Linked DNA regions of Homo sapiens: region 1 is linked to region 2. A link is a contact called in ENCODE Hi-C data. All regions are on one chromosome and are shown on one strand. The core of a region is the stretch at or near the end of the contact, and the rest is flanking DNA. Distances in the headings are between cores, read along the strand shown. Region 1 holds the start of OR5AS1 (olfactory receptor family 5 subfamily AS member 1). Region 2 holds the start of OR10AG1 (olfactory receptor family 10 subfamily AG member 1).

What was found. A loop is a pair of places that touch in the nucleus more often than their neighbours do.
Region 1: a map of naive thymus-derived CD4-positive, alpha-beta T cell shows a loop between it and region 2 (3-fold over the local background). The contact joins the promoter of OR5AS1 here to the promoter of OR10AG1 in region 2. A Hi-C loop is called at or near these places in 1 of 168 maps with a recorded cell type or tissue (naive thymus-derived CD4-positive, alpha-beta T cell).

The regions. Positions count from the first base shown.
Region 1 is chr11:56,025,383-56,032,412 of GRCh38, reverse strand. It overlaps OR5AS1 (olfactory receptor family 5 subfamily AS member 1), which reads right to left and starts at 4,759. Exons shown (of 2, transcript NM_001001921.2): 1 at 4,701-4,759; 2 at 1-2,022. The coding sequence starts at 1,994. The coding sequence ends at 1,020.
Region 2 is chr11:55,968,648-55,976,536 of GRCh38, reverse strand. It overlaps OR10AG1 (olfactory receptor family 10 subfamily AG member 1), which reads left to right and starts at 6,592. Exons shown (of 2, transcript NM_001005491.2): 1 at 6,592-6,645. The coding sequence starts at 6,630.

The sequences.
Region 1 (7,030 bases), core at 3,510-6,009, 58 kb before region 2:
AATTTAATTATCAAAATCGATTACAGAGTAAAAATTGTTTATACTTTAATTGCCTTGCATTGTAAATTTACAGAATAAAAGATCAGTGTAATTTTCACCTCTTCTTGAAGATAGAGCCTCAAAGACTATGTTAGCAACATGAATATAAATAATTAGGAAATTCTACAGTTTATAATCTTGATAGTATTCACAAACTTGTTTTTCACAATTACCCACTCTGAATGAAAAAGTAGGGAATTTCTTGCAGTAATCAACTTAGCCCAAAGACAATGTGATGTATCTTCATTCTGACTTAATAATAATGAGACTATTGCTACATGTCTTCTAATTTCTTGAGAACCAGTGAAACCACCATCAGTATCCCTAACAGATTATTGGTATTATAAAATATCTCTATTGACAAATGCTTTGTGAGTACAAATATAGACTCACTGTCCAAATAAAATAAGGCTGTATTTTCCCAGTCATTCATCTATCTATCCATCTATCCATCCCTCCATCCATACTTAAATTTATGTCTGAGGTTACAATATTTTGAATTTTTGAAATCAGACCTTGGCGATGACCTTGAGCAGTAGGATGCTTAGTGTTCCAATAATGGAACTCTATGCATAAATGGCCTAAACACACAGATAAGGAAGACATGCAGTATACCAGGTGCCAAACAGGTGGTGGAAAAAACAAGCCAATATACACATGCTCTGCTGCCAAGTAGCTTCTAATACCGATTGATTGACTGAAAAGTCAATATTTACCTTCAATACAACATCGTAAAGAACAGAATCAATGTACAAAGCATTTTAGAAACACTAATTGGATATAAATAATGACTATGTTTAATTAGGTAATGTTTTATAGAGTAGAATTGTGGAGAGAACATTTTTGGAAGAGAGGATGAAGCATTTTAATGCACTGAGTATAACAAGTTATCTTTATTTCTGAAAATGTGATAAATTTAAAATAGTTAACACATAAGATGTTCATGGCATAATTGCTGTTTATGAGATTGGAAGGGTAAGTTAGATATTGACTATTCTTAAACGATTTAAATACCATTCATTTGAATATCCAATTCTTTCTAATAGCTTTTTGAGAGCATTTTTCACATCCTTGTTTCTGAAACTATAAATTATTGGATTAAACATGGGAAATACAACAGTATAAAACACTGCCACCACCTTATCAGTGTCTAGGGAATAGCTAGTGGTGGGCTGTAAGTACATAAACAGGAGCGCTCCATAGAATAAGGTGACTGCTATGAGGTGGGAAGCACAAGTGGAGAATGTTTTGCTTCTGCCACCTGAGGACTTGATGCTCAACACAGTGATGAGGATGCAGAAGTAAGAAATAAATATTACCACAAAAGTGCTGGTCTGGATGAAGCTGCACAAAGCAAAGAGCAGAAGCTGGTTGATCTGAGTGTCTGTACATGATAAAGCCAGAAGAGGTGGGATATCACAGAAAAAATGATTGACGATATTGGAGCCACAAAATGACAGCCTGAATGTGAGGCACACATGGACCAGTGATGTTGTACTTCCACTGAAATATGCCAACACAATGAAGCAGACACAGACTCTCCTAGACATCAGTGTAGTATAGAGCAGTGGGTTGCAGATGGCTGCATAGCGGTCATAAGCCATTGCTGCCAGGATAAGGCACTCAGCATCAGCAAAAGAAGCGAAGAAAAACATTTGTAGTGCACACCCATAAGGAGAGATGCTTTTCCTGGATGCCAAGAAGTTTGCCAGCATTTTAGGAGTGATTGCTGTAGAACAGCTGATGTCTAAGAAAGATAAGTTGCTAAGAAAATAATACATGGGAATTTGAAGGCTTGAATTAATATTAACTAGAATTATTAAGAGTATATTTCCGACCATAGTTAATGTATATACCAGAAGGAATACCAAGAACAGTGTGACTCTGAGAGGTAGATAATCTGTGAATCCAACAAATAGGAACTCAGTTGGCATGGTGTAATTACTCTCCAACATCTTAGTTTTCTTGTTTTTCCCACTGGACCTAGGTAGTATCAGCAGATGTGAGTTAACTTGAGTTATGGATGAACCAAAAGTATCTTTATTCTCTCTTCTAAGGAATCAAATAGAAGGTCAGTAAAATCACAGAGATGTCATTTTTTGTAAATTTTGATTTTGATTTTGTCATTTGATTAAAGGAAGTATAATAATTAAAGATCACCATTGATAGCAGAAAATGTTATTTAGATGGTGGTGTTTTATAATATAGTACCTCTTTAAACGCGCTGCACTTTATGTGATGATAATAGTTTTTACAAGCTGAAAGGGATAAATGTAGCTCATGTAATGAGACCTAGTAGAATAATGAGAGTTGGCAAAATCTTTAGAGGCAAAGCTCTCTTTTTGCAACCCTAAAATCACATTCTTCTACATAAAGGAGAGTTGAGATAAAATATGAAAGAATGTCCATATTTAAAACTGTGTAATCACACAGAAGAATATCTGTGATGTTGGGAGGTTACTTAACGTGGTAGTTAAGAGCATGGTAATTATGGAAGAGATGGCTGGATTTACAACTTGGCTTTGCTATTTACTGTTTGTGTGACTTTGGTATAGTTATTTGACTTTCTGTGATAGTTAAGATGAATAAATAAATATTCCTAGTAAGTAGACATCCCTACATCACTTATGTGACTACACATACAAGTCACTGTGTGAGCGCTGATTAAATAAAATTTATTAAAAATAAATAAATTGACTCCATTTTGATTGTTTTGGGGTTTTTTTTGTCTGAACACCATGAAATATCCAGATCATTCTCAATATTCATCTTGTCTTTGACATCATAGATGCATTATTTGTTTTCTGTTGTAAAAATAAGTCGTGTGTGTGTGTGTGTGTGTGCTATATACAAATGTATTGTTTGGCATACTAAATCTTTTACTCATGCCCTATCATTGTTGCTTTCTTTTTCAAGATTTAGTTTACTTTCTAATCTCTGAAGTAAGCACTGTTTGGTGTGAGGTTCCAGAAACATTAGTATGTTTTGAAGGGCTGCATATGCGATTGGACTTCTAAACTGGTTCTGTAAGGACAAACATTGTATGGAAAAATGAAAAAATAATCAAGAACAAGAAAAGCTGAGATGATTTTAAATAAAATACAATGCGAATGGAATATTAAGCAGGAAGCTAGATCATTTGGAAGTGAGAAGTGTCTATGGTGAGTAACGTAGTGAGTAACTAAGGGAAATTATGAGATCTATTGTCTCTATCATGCCTGATAACCTCAGAACCTCCTTTCTCCAGCCAAATGGCAAGGAATCTTCTAAATGTACCGAAAAGAGAAGCCAGCCTTCTTTGTGAACTCAGATTTTTTAGAAGAGCAAATAACTTGACAGGGTAAGAATGCAATGTGTGTACCTAAAACTATAGTGAAGAAATCCCAACTCTGAAAAAATACTAGAAAAATGTACACATTTGCAAGCTTTATATAATATTCAAATCCTCACAACTGGATGTATATTTTCTCTATTATTCCTGGCCAACCCTAGCAAATTTCCACACTAACATTTCCGATGGGATGGCTAAATCGAATACACAGGCTCATCCAAACAAGTGACATTTCCATTAATGATTTTAATGAGTTTATATATTATATCCAAAAACAAGTTATGGGATCAAAGTCTTATTTTTCTTTCTTGAGTCCCATGACAACTACAAAACGATTTAAAGGGGTTTTGTAGTCAATTGTCCAGTGAGAGACTGAGCATCTCAAGACAACTTTCCTTTTCCTACAGGATTTATCTCACGCTGCTCTGAACTGAAATCAGAAAAATCTCCCAAAATGAGTTGGACCCCACTGGATCTTAGGGAAATCTCATTTGACAAACCTCCTATTTCTAAAAGATGTCTATTAATAAACTTTATTTGCTATTCTCTTTGAAGGAGATACGCAGATAGCAGAAATATTAGTACTGATTTCACTCAATCTTTTCTTTACAAATGGCATTGTGCTGAGCTTAAGCACACAGGATTTGAAGTTAGGCAAATGAGTATAAATAACCTCAGGTCCAAATATAATTTTCTAGAACTCATTGAACTTCTCTATGCCTAAATTATTTGTTATATTTAATTAGCATAATAATATATTATAAGACTGAAATCAAGATTGAACTAGGTAGCTTTACAGAGGTTGGTATGCTGTAGATGCATCAAAATGTATGTTATTATATATTATAATTATTACTATTAATGCTATTATGATTATTTAACAATTCAATATCTGACTTTGAAATGACAAATTCTCCTAGTTTGTTTTTATATGAACAAACACAAACAATTAACCACACTGCAGGTGAATATGTGATTTGTGCTTATAAAATCTGAGGTTTAGCATGCTGCTACAGAAAATTATTACACCATTGTTTTTCCAAAAATTCTTAATAGGCATAGTCAGCTTCCTTCTCATGGCAATAAGGTACACAACGAATTGGGCGTGACATTTTTTTTTCTAATTGCCATGGATAAGGTAAGCTTAGGTCTATGCTACCACCGTCTTCTGCCCACTCTTAGCCCACATACATACACAAACTGAAACACACCACACACACACACACACACACAGAAATAGCAGAGATACATTTTATCTGAGGCAAATTCATGGTCTTTGCTACATTCACAACAAACATTTTGTTAATGCTTTAGGGAAAAAATCACTTACCTCAGCACCATCAAGAACTTTGAATTTTATCACTTATTTTGCACAATGGGCTATCAACATTTTTCTCTAGGTTTTAGAAATAATTCTTATAAGGGATGAGTATATATATTCTAGTCTGTGACAAGTGAGACAGTGTCCCAAGATAATTTCCAATCCCAGTAGGGTGTCTGATAGTTAATTGTTCTCATCCTAGTGGTATAGGTATGTGGCTTAGCTGATTTCTCTTAAATGAAAAAAGGTAAAGGATAATAACACAATTGGCTATACTGTAACCAGTAATAACATAACCTGTCTTCATCATTGAGAGAGGTTTGATTAAAACAACAGTCTTTTAATTCTACCAGCCAAAAAAAAATTCTTCTGTAAATTCTTATTTCTATCAGTTCTCATTATGAATTCAGTTACTTAATGATACTTTGAAGTATTTAGTCATATTATCGAATTCTAAAGTACAAGCTCAATATATTGAGAAGAATCTCAGGCACTCTAATGTTTGGTTGCTTTTCCATTGTTGGAGTGTCTAGAAAGAAGTATGCCTTGAATGTTAAGCTACTAGAGTAAACACTGGTGATTCAGGCAACCTAGAGCAGTTGTGCCATTTCATGGCTATGGGACCTTGAACTACTCATTTAAACTAATGTTTACTAATTTTTAAATTGTGAATAATAATTGCACACATCAAATTCTTGTCAAGATTGAGATGACTCAAGGCCACTTGTTCAACAGATGGTACTTGTTCCATGACTCTACGTTTTCTCTAACAATTATAGCACTGTTTGCAACAGTATTTTTTAATACTTTATAACACTGCTCTAGATTGTAATGTTCTTTAAATGATTGATGATGGCATAGTCTATACCTTATGATTCTTAAGATTGACAGACTAGGGAGTGGATAAATACAGGATCCCACCTGGCTTCTCTTCTATACCTGGTAGGAAAATTGAAATCAGTTTTGTGGCTTCCAGAAGGGCTTTCTATTTAATAGGTGGACCTATGTTAGAAAGAGAAGGTTTAAACAAAGTTGTCAACCTTTGAGAGCATCCAGTAAATGGTTCAAAAATGCACTCATTCATATAGAAGATGAATGTAATCTCGAAAATTGAAAGCAGCTTATTCATGGGTTGTGTCCTTTATGTGGTAGGAAATATAAGGTTTAGAAAAAGATGCTTCCATGTAAGGAATCACAGAAAGCCCCCAGATGCCTGGACCTACAGAAACAAGGATTCTAAATTGCTGATATTTCCAGTTTTCCATATTATGTTTTGTCTTCAATATGGTGGATAACTGTGTCCTTTAATGGGATAATGAAAGGCAAATTGACTTTTTTCTTCAGAGGCTGAAATGTACAAATTTAGAGACTAATATTGACATTTTGTGTTTCTCCTGCTAAGAACAAGTAAAATGACTGAGGAAGTTTGCTTTCCTTTTGTGGGTTAGGGAGGGGGAGGAAATACTATACAGATTAAAAGCTACAAGGAGGGTACCATGGGCTGTACGGTAAGAAGACCACATCTGGAATGATAGTTTTAAATAGAAATAGATAGTTGATCAAATTAATAAAGAATAATTAACTCATATTTTTGAAGACTCATTTTTCTTCTGTACTGGCAAAATAAAAGAGCCAAATGTAATTACATTAGAAACTTAGCCATCTATATATTTTTAAATGTTAGTATTGTGCAGTAAAGGATAAACTCAACTATCTGGGGTCTTCAGAACTGGCCCTGACAACCTCTGAAATATCCTGTCTTCGAATATCCTGTCCGATAAGGGCATCTTTATATACTTTGGCTCAGTTTACACTCATGGTATGATTTATTCTGCTTGCCTGTTTTTGCGTACCTGGGGCTTCTAGGTTATGCTGTATTCATATGGGCCATTTGAAGACTACGTATCTAAGATCAGGTAAGTGGGTTCTCCATGCCCATGTGACTGACCCTCAATCAAACCCTGGAAACAATTATTTGGTAAGCTTCTGTGATTGGCAATATCCCATACTTGTTATCAGACAATACTCCTGGGAGAATTAAGTATTGCCTGTGTGATTCCACTTAAGAGGACAAGTGGAAGCTCGTACTTGGTTCTCCTGGAAACTGACCTATACACTCTTTTCCTTTTACAATTTAATCCATATCTTTGTGAAACAGGTTCACTGTGTACTGGTTATCAACTTGTCTGGGCCCAGTGAGACAGAACACCCATACACACAAGTTGCATGAAGCAGGCAGCAAAGGACAACAGAAGCCCAGGACTTTTTGAAAGCTGGGCTTCCAAAGTTCAGGAAAGAGGCCCAGACTGAATGGGGTTTCATCTGCATATGCCTCACTT
Region 2 (7,889 bases), core at 5,343-7,842:
AGAGATAGAAGGAATAAGTTCTAGTGCTTGATAGCCCATTAGGGCAACTACAGTTAAAAATAATATGTTGTATATTTCAAAATAGCTGGAGGAGAAGTGTTAGGATAATGCCAACACAAATAAATGATAATAGTTTCAGGTGATGAATATCCCAATTACACTGGATGTGATAGTTACACAATGTATCCATGTATGAAAATACCACATACAGCTCATAAATATGTATATTATATATCAATTAGAAAAATATGCATGTTACCTTGTGCAGGAGGTTCTAGCCAGTGCAACGAAGTGAGGGAAAGTAAAATTGAAACTATTAAAGGAAAAGTTGCTCCTTTAAGTAAGTGTTATGAATGTTTACCTAGAATATCTTAAGGTATCTAAATATAAAGACCAGTGGAATGAAAATAAAGAGTCCAGAAAAAAATATAAATTAGATATTATATAATATATTGCATATTAATATATTTATATCATATTAATAATATATTAATGTATATTATCTTATATATATAACATAATATGTAGATAATTAGCTGATTTTTGACAAAGATGCTGGGATATTCCATGGGGAATTAAAAGCCTTTTCAACAAACAGTGCAAGAGCAGATATCTACATAGGGACTAAAGGAACATCAAACTTGACTTCACATTAAATGCAAACATCAACTCAAAATGGGTCATAGACTTGAAAGTAACATCTAAAGTATAGAAACGTCTAGAAAAAATCATAAAAGAAAATTGTAGGGATATAAAGATTATTACACACTTCTAAAAGAGTACTCAGAAAGCATAATTCATAAAAATATGTATTAAATTAAACCAAAACTAACAGCTCTTTTCTTTAAAGAATAGCGTTAATAAAATAAAAAAGGCAACTAAAGAGTGGTAAAAATATTTCTTAATATTTCTGAGTAAGAGTTTGTATACAAAATGTGTAAAGAACACTTGCCATCCAATCATAAGAAGACAATCCTGGGCCGGGCGCGGTGGCTCACGCCTGTAATCCCAGCACTTTGGGAGGCCGAAGCAGGTAGATCACGAAGTCAGGAGATCGAGACCATCCTGGCTAACATGATGAAACCCCGTCTCTACTAAAAATACAAAAAAAAAATTAGCCGGGCGTGGTGGCGGGCGCCTGTAGTCCCAGCTACTCAGAAGGCTGAGGCAGGAGAATGGTGTGAACCTGGGAGGCGGAGCTTGCAGTGAGCCGAGATGGCACCACTGCACTCCAGCCTGGGCAGCAGCGTGAGACTCCATCTCAAAAAAAAAAAAAAAAAAAAAAGAATACAGTCCTGTAAGAAATAAATGAATTTATTAAACAAGTTAGCCAAAAATTACTTGTAAGTATTCAATAAGCACATAAAAATGTGCACACCATTTTAGTCATTAAAGACATAGGAATAAAAATCCAGAACCTACCCATGACTATGGCAAAAGTTGAAAATTCTAACAGTGTCAAGTTTTGGCAAAGGTATAGAAGTATTTTTACTCTCATACTTTGTTGGAGAGAATGTAAAAGAATATAAGTGCTTCAAAAAACACTTTGACAATTTCCTAAAATATAAATAAATTCTATAACATGATTCATTTATCCAAAATAAATGAAAATATGTGTCAAATGTAAACCGCGTTTATGAATACACACAGCCGCTCCATGTACAACACCAAAACATGGAAACAATCAAAGCTCACCAGCAGAGGAATGCATAAGCAAATTACGGTATGTTCATCCAATGGAATTCTATTCTGCAATGACAATGAAAAAACTATTGATATTTACATCATAGATGTCTCTTAAATCTTTATGCTAAGGAAAAAAACTTCACACATAAAAATGTATATTCTGTTGATTATTAATTATCTTTAACTATAGGAATCTGATCTGTGGTTTCCTTGGGTTACAGGCGAAAATGAATGATATTGAAAAATTTTAAGAAGGACTGTTTCTGGATAATGTGAATGTTCTGTACCTTGATTGTGGTTTCACAATTGAATATGTCTGTCACCACATTGAATTTTAAATATAATTAAATATATTTTAAAGTATGTAGTTTATTTTCTGAAAATTATGCTTCAGTAACATTGTTAATATAAGAGTAAGACCATATTAAAAATAATAATTACATTGTATTAATATAAGATGCAAATATATTTTTATAAAACAACTAAAATACATGGACAAATATCAGGAATAATTATTGTGTTGTAAATTTTAACATTTAAACATAAATATAAATGTATTCAAGTTATCACATGCTATGTTGCATTTGAAACTTGCTTTTAAATACAGGTTTCACAATATAATATGTCAATTTTAGTTTCTCCATTTACTTTCAAAATTGTCAGAGTTAGATAATAAATAAATTGATGCTCTAAGTGATGCCTAAAATCTCAGAGAGCTACCAATTAGCCAGCTTTAACTTGAAACAGAGAGGCATGAGGGTACTAGGATATTTAAAATCTATATTTCAGAAAAATTTGTCACAGGGATTGTTGTGCAGTAATTAAATGAGAGTTTTTTTTTTTTAATTTCCAAGAAAATGTTACAGCCAAAAACATCACAAGGTCAAGATTACTAAATCTTTGACTCTTCGATCTGTAAATAAATTCCAGGTCCTCAGACCTGCTTCACCATTAATTGAGATGCAAATCTGAGCAGGGTGCAAGGAGACTGGGATTGTTCAAATCTCCTTTAGATGCCACTGCAAAAGAGGTAAACAAGGTAGAGTGGAACCAAGCGTTTAGAAGAAAAATTAATAAAGGAATCTATTTGTATGCAGGGTAAGTGTCCTTAAGATTCTACCCAGAGAAATAGTGACAGCTGTCTCTCCAAAAAAAAAAAAAAAAAAGCATCAGCATGTTCCACTCCAATGTCACTGTATACTGAGTGTGTAGTGGAAGAAATATTTCCATTTTTTATTCATTGGTCTCTTAAACTGAAGGAGATCACCCATACCTAATATAGAGAAATGGGTAATAATCATAGATCATAAATTTTTAGGGCTGAACGTTATGGCATTGGGGAAATACCTTCTATATTTGGGAGAAAGAGTGAAATACCCTGGGGTGGAATCTGCCTTGATGTTCTCCAAAAATCGTTTTGTTTTTTTGACCTACAGTAATACAACATCCCCTAGCCCTCTCACATTTAAGTTAGATCATGTTAATAGTTTCTACAATAGCATATGTGTGGAAATGACGCATCTATCATGTGCTGAGACTCTTTAGAGGGAGTTTCTTTCCTTATGCTCTGTCCATACTTGGTTCTCAGCTCTCTGAATGCTCGTGGTCCAATAGAGAACTACAAAGATGACCTAGGGAACAATAGGACTATCAGATGGAAGGAAATAGAGTTTTTTAATTACTAACCACCACATTGCACTATGATATGAATGTAAGATACTTCTTTATTTTGATAAGGCGTTGATATATCTGTGGTAATGTTTCAGGTTTTAGACTTGTTCAGGTCACTGTGGTATTTAAATGAATTATGAAATACCCAATTTATCCAATTCTCCTTTTTCATAATACACCAGTGTACTCCAGTGGAAAATGGACATTCAGCTTGTCCCAACCTGGTAATGGAAAGTTTCTGGAAAATCATGAGTACCATTTTCAATTGTAGATGGAAATGAAGAAAGCCCTCTTTGGACATACCAAATCAGTGATAATAAAGAGTACAGAGGAACAATGTAGGAGAGGCATGCTGTGGTATAGAGAAGCAGATTTAGCATGCATAGAGGAAGTTGGTTTTAGAAACATACTGTCAAATGGTCATAGAACGCCAAACAAGAAGAAACAAATGTAACTCCACATAGAAGTAGATTTGGTGCTCCTGATTTTATGCCTGAGAAACATCACCATACACACCCGGAAGTAGCTGCAATAGGGAAAGGATGTTGAAAAGTTTCTTCTTTTCCTTCTGTTTTAAATAATCTAGTTTAAAATGTTTATTTTTGAAGTGGCTTGCATTAAATTTTTTTTTTTTATTGTAGGTTCAGGTGTCCATTTGAAGGGTTGTTCCACATGGGGTTTGTTGTACAGATTTCACCCAGGTATTATTTTTTGTTTTTCTTTTGAGACAGAGTTTCACTCTTGTTGCCCAGTCTGGAGTGCAATGGCACGATCTCGGCTCACCGCAACCTCCACCTCCCAGGTTCAAGTGATTCTCCTGCCTCACCCTCCCTAGCAGCTGAGATTACAGGCATGTACCACTACACCTGGCTAATTTTGTATTTTTAGTAGAGATGGGATTTCTCCATGTTGGTCAGGCTGGTCTCGAACTCCTGACATCAGGTCATCCGCCCTCCTCGGCCTCCCAAAGTGCTGGGATTACAGGCTTGAGCCACAGTGCCTGGCCCTCACCCAGGTATTAAGCCTAGTACCCAATAGTTATTTTTTCTGCTCCTCTCCCTCCTTTCATTCTCCATCCTCAGGTAGGCCCTCCATGTGTCCATGTGTTCCCATCACTTAGCTCTCACTTTTAAGTGAGAGCATGCAGTATTTGGTTTTCTGTTCTTGAGTTAGTTCGCTAAGGATAATGGCCCTCAGCTCCATCCATGTTCCTGCAAAGGACATAGTCTTCTTTTTTAATGGTTTCATAGGATTCCATGATGTATACGTACCACATTTTCTTTATCTAGTCTACCACTGATGGACATATAGATTGATTCCATGTCTATGCTATTGAGAATAGTGCTGCAATGAATGTATGTGTGCATGCATCTTTATAATGGAATGATTTCTATTCCTTTGGATCTAGAGCCAGTAATGTGATTATGGGGTAGAATGGCAGTTCTGTTTTTACCTCTTTCAGGAATCGTCACACTGCTTTCCACAATGGTTGAACTAATTTACACTCCCATCAAGACACTGTAAGTGTTGCCTCTTCACTGCAACCTCACCAGCATCTGTTATTTTTTGACTTTTTAATAATAGTGATTTTGACTGGTGTGAGATGGTATCTATCTCATTGTGGTTTTGATTTGCATTTCTCTAATGATCACTGGTTAGTGATGGAAAGTTTGATTTGCATTTCTCTAATGATCACTAGTTAGTGACCATTAGACCCGCTCAGGGAGGGACGGGCCCACAAACGCTCCGAGGACAACGGCTCTGCAGCAGGGCCAAAGGTGCACTCACTCCGGGAGCAGTGGCACACAGGATGTATGGGCACACTCACAGTGGCAGGGAAGGGAAGGCAATGTCCTCTGGCACACACACTCACTGGCAAAGGGATGCTGGTATTAGTGTTTTTATAATTAGCATAAATAATAGGAGAGAGACATAAATAGGGGGTGGCTATGGGTGAGTGAGTGCAGGCAAAGTGGCCCGAGAGGCTGCAGTGCAGGGAGGGTGCTGGTGGGCTGGCCTGTGTCTGCACAGGCTACTCTGCTGGATCAGTCTGCTGGTCAGCCGGGGGTCCACCAGCACAGGAGCTATGATGTGGCCCCCAGGAGGTACCTGGCTGGGGGCCAAGCTGGGACCCAGGAGAGGCCAGCAAACTGAGTGGTGCTGAAGTTAGAATAGCCTCATGTAGTGGGTGAGACTGCCGTGCAGAATTCAGGTCCCATAGTTCCCATAGGGCTAAAGCTTCCTACGGGAGCAGGTCAAGCCTGGGGGGATGGGCATCCCTGGCCATGCTCCACTACAGACACTTTCACACTAAACCCTCTGGATTCCACACAGGCTGGAGTTCTGCCCCTACCACTTGTCTAAGCATCTCTCCCTGCCAGTTCAAGTGTTACTTGTGGTCCAGGGGTTTTCTCCTGCTGGGATTCGGAGGCTCATGGAAAGAGAGGGTTGCTCCTTGCCCATTCAACTCATGCTTTTGCAGGAGTCACTGGGGGCCAGGAATGCTTCCTGTGTGTGGTACCCCCATGCAGAATTCCTTTCCTTCTGAAGATTTGCTAGGAGTGCACCAATCTTCCTGATGTCCTGGTCCCTCGTGGGCGATGTTCCTCTTGACTGCGTCTAGTGGGACGTCTTGGAGTGGTATATTACATTTTCAATCAGCTGGATACATTTCCCTGGTGCCTTATAGACAACACAGAATGAAATAAATGTATAGATAGATTTTCTCAGCAGAATTAACATGTTTTAATATCCACAAAAAAAGTTAACCTAGGAACAGAGGGTTCCACATCTGAAAAAGAATCTCACCGTTCAATATGTCGAAGACATCAAGCATATCATGTTCGTGTGATTAAACACATGATATATTTTTTAAAGGTCTAGTTAATTTGGATCTGGATAAATTATTGGAATAGAAGTAAGGCAGACAAATCCACACTAAGTATTAGGGGCCTCAAATACACAGTTGGAAAATTTTTAACTTTTTCCTGAAAGTAATACTAGACAACTAAATGGTATTTAATTAACTCCCCTCATGAGGAGATGAAGAGGAGGATAAGTTTACTTAAAGTAGTTTTGAAAAATGAATCAGAATGATTGACAAACAGAAGCAGCCTTCTAGAAATTAAACTGATACTCAAGAGAAGACACATCCCAGGTTGAGTCTGACTATTCCTATATAAGAGCTGTTGCTGTTTGAAACAAGCAAGCGTATTGCAAAATTACAGTTCCCGAGAAAAGGAAGAGCTTAAAAAGTCTGTACAGACAGCTTCATGCAAATCCCTAAAGGTAAGCCATAATTGGGTTGACAGACTATTTTATTTAAGAATAGTTACAAGTTTGTGGATAGAAATGCAACTAATAAAACAGAAAAGCATGAAATTTTGAGACCTTTATCTGAAAATTAATTATTTAACATTTAAATCATGTATCTCTTCACTACAAAGTTAAATAAAATTAGATGTCCAATAATGGTAAAATTGCATTAGTGATGAAAAGTCATTTAAGGCAATTTTGAAAACTAGTACTAATAGAAATGTATAAATATGAGATAGTATTTGTCTGATCACTTTCATTTATCAACGTATTAAGTCAAATGCATTGGCTGACCGGGCTAAAATAGGTATAGGTGCAGCAGATTTGAAGACACAGAAAAAAAGAATTTGTTTAGAAAGTTGGAGAACAAACGTTAAGCAAGTGTAATGGGAATTGACAAGCAGTGATTTCCTCATATTGGATGACATTGACATGAAGTGAAGCAAGACAGTGTGTTTTTGTTTTGTTTTGTTTAATTTTTTGGTCCCATTTATATGCTCTGGCCACTTAGATGGCCAGAGTAAATGTTAGCTGGGTTTAATCAAAGAATTTTACTTTAATAAGGCAACAGGATGAAGGGAAAATAGAGAGAAGGAATTGTATTTGGTTGAAAGGAACTGTATTTGGTTATATGACAATGGAGAAATTCACTTAGATAAAAAAAAGAAATGTAAAAAAAATTGTGATGAATTTCTACATCTTGATTAAGTTATAATTTAATTACTATTTAGCATTCACTGTATTCAGGGCAATAACAGGGGAAGTCAATAAACTGCCTACTGGTATTAGTGTTTTTATATTTAGCATAAATAATAGGAGAGAGACATGAAGTAGAGCAACAATAATGCATGTATTTAGTCTCTCAGTAACCAAGAAATTGTTTAAGATAATTGATTCTCACTGGTGCATAAAAGGAAAAGTTTAAAATTCATTTTGAGTATGAATTAATCGTAATATTCAAGGGCAACATTTTGAATTAAAAAAACTGGAATATGACTACCAATACAAAGAAAAATGATATTCTCAGATGAAATAGTAAAAGCCTACACTATAACTCTACTCTTAAGTGTGAAATAATAAGATGTTATTCCTCCATAATATTTTCTAAACAACAATGCATGCTTCTCAATGCCTCTGGTTGCATTATATCCCAGTATAATAAAATATATTGAGGTTTCATTTCTTAAATTGATTTTAATGCTAAATCAGTTTATTAT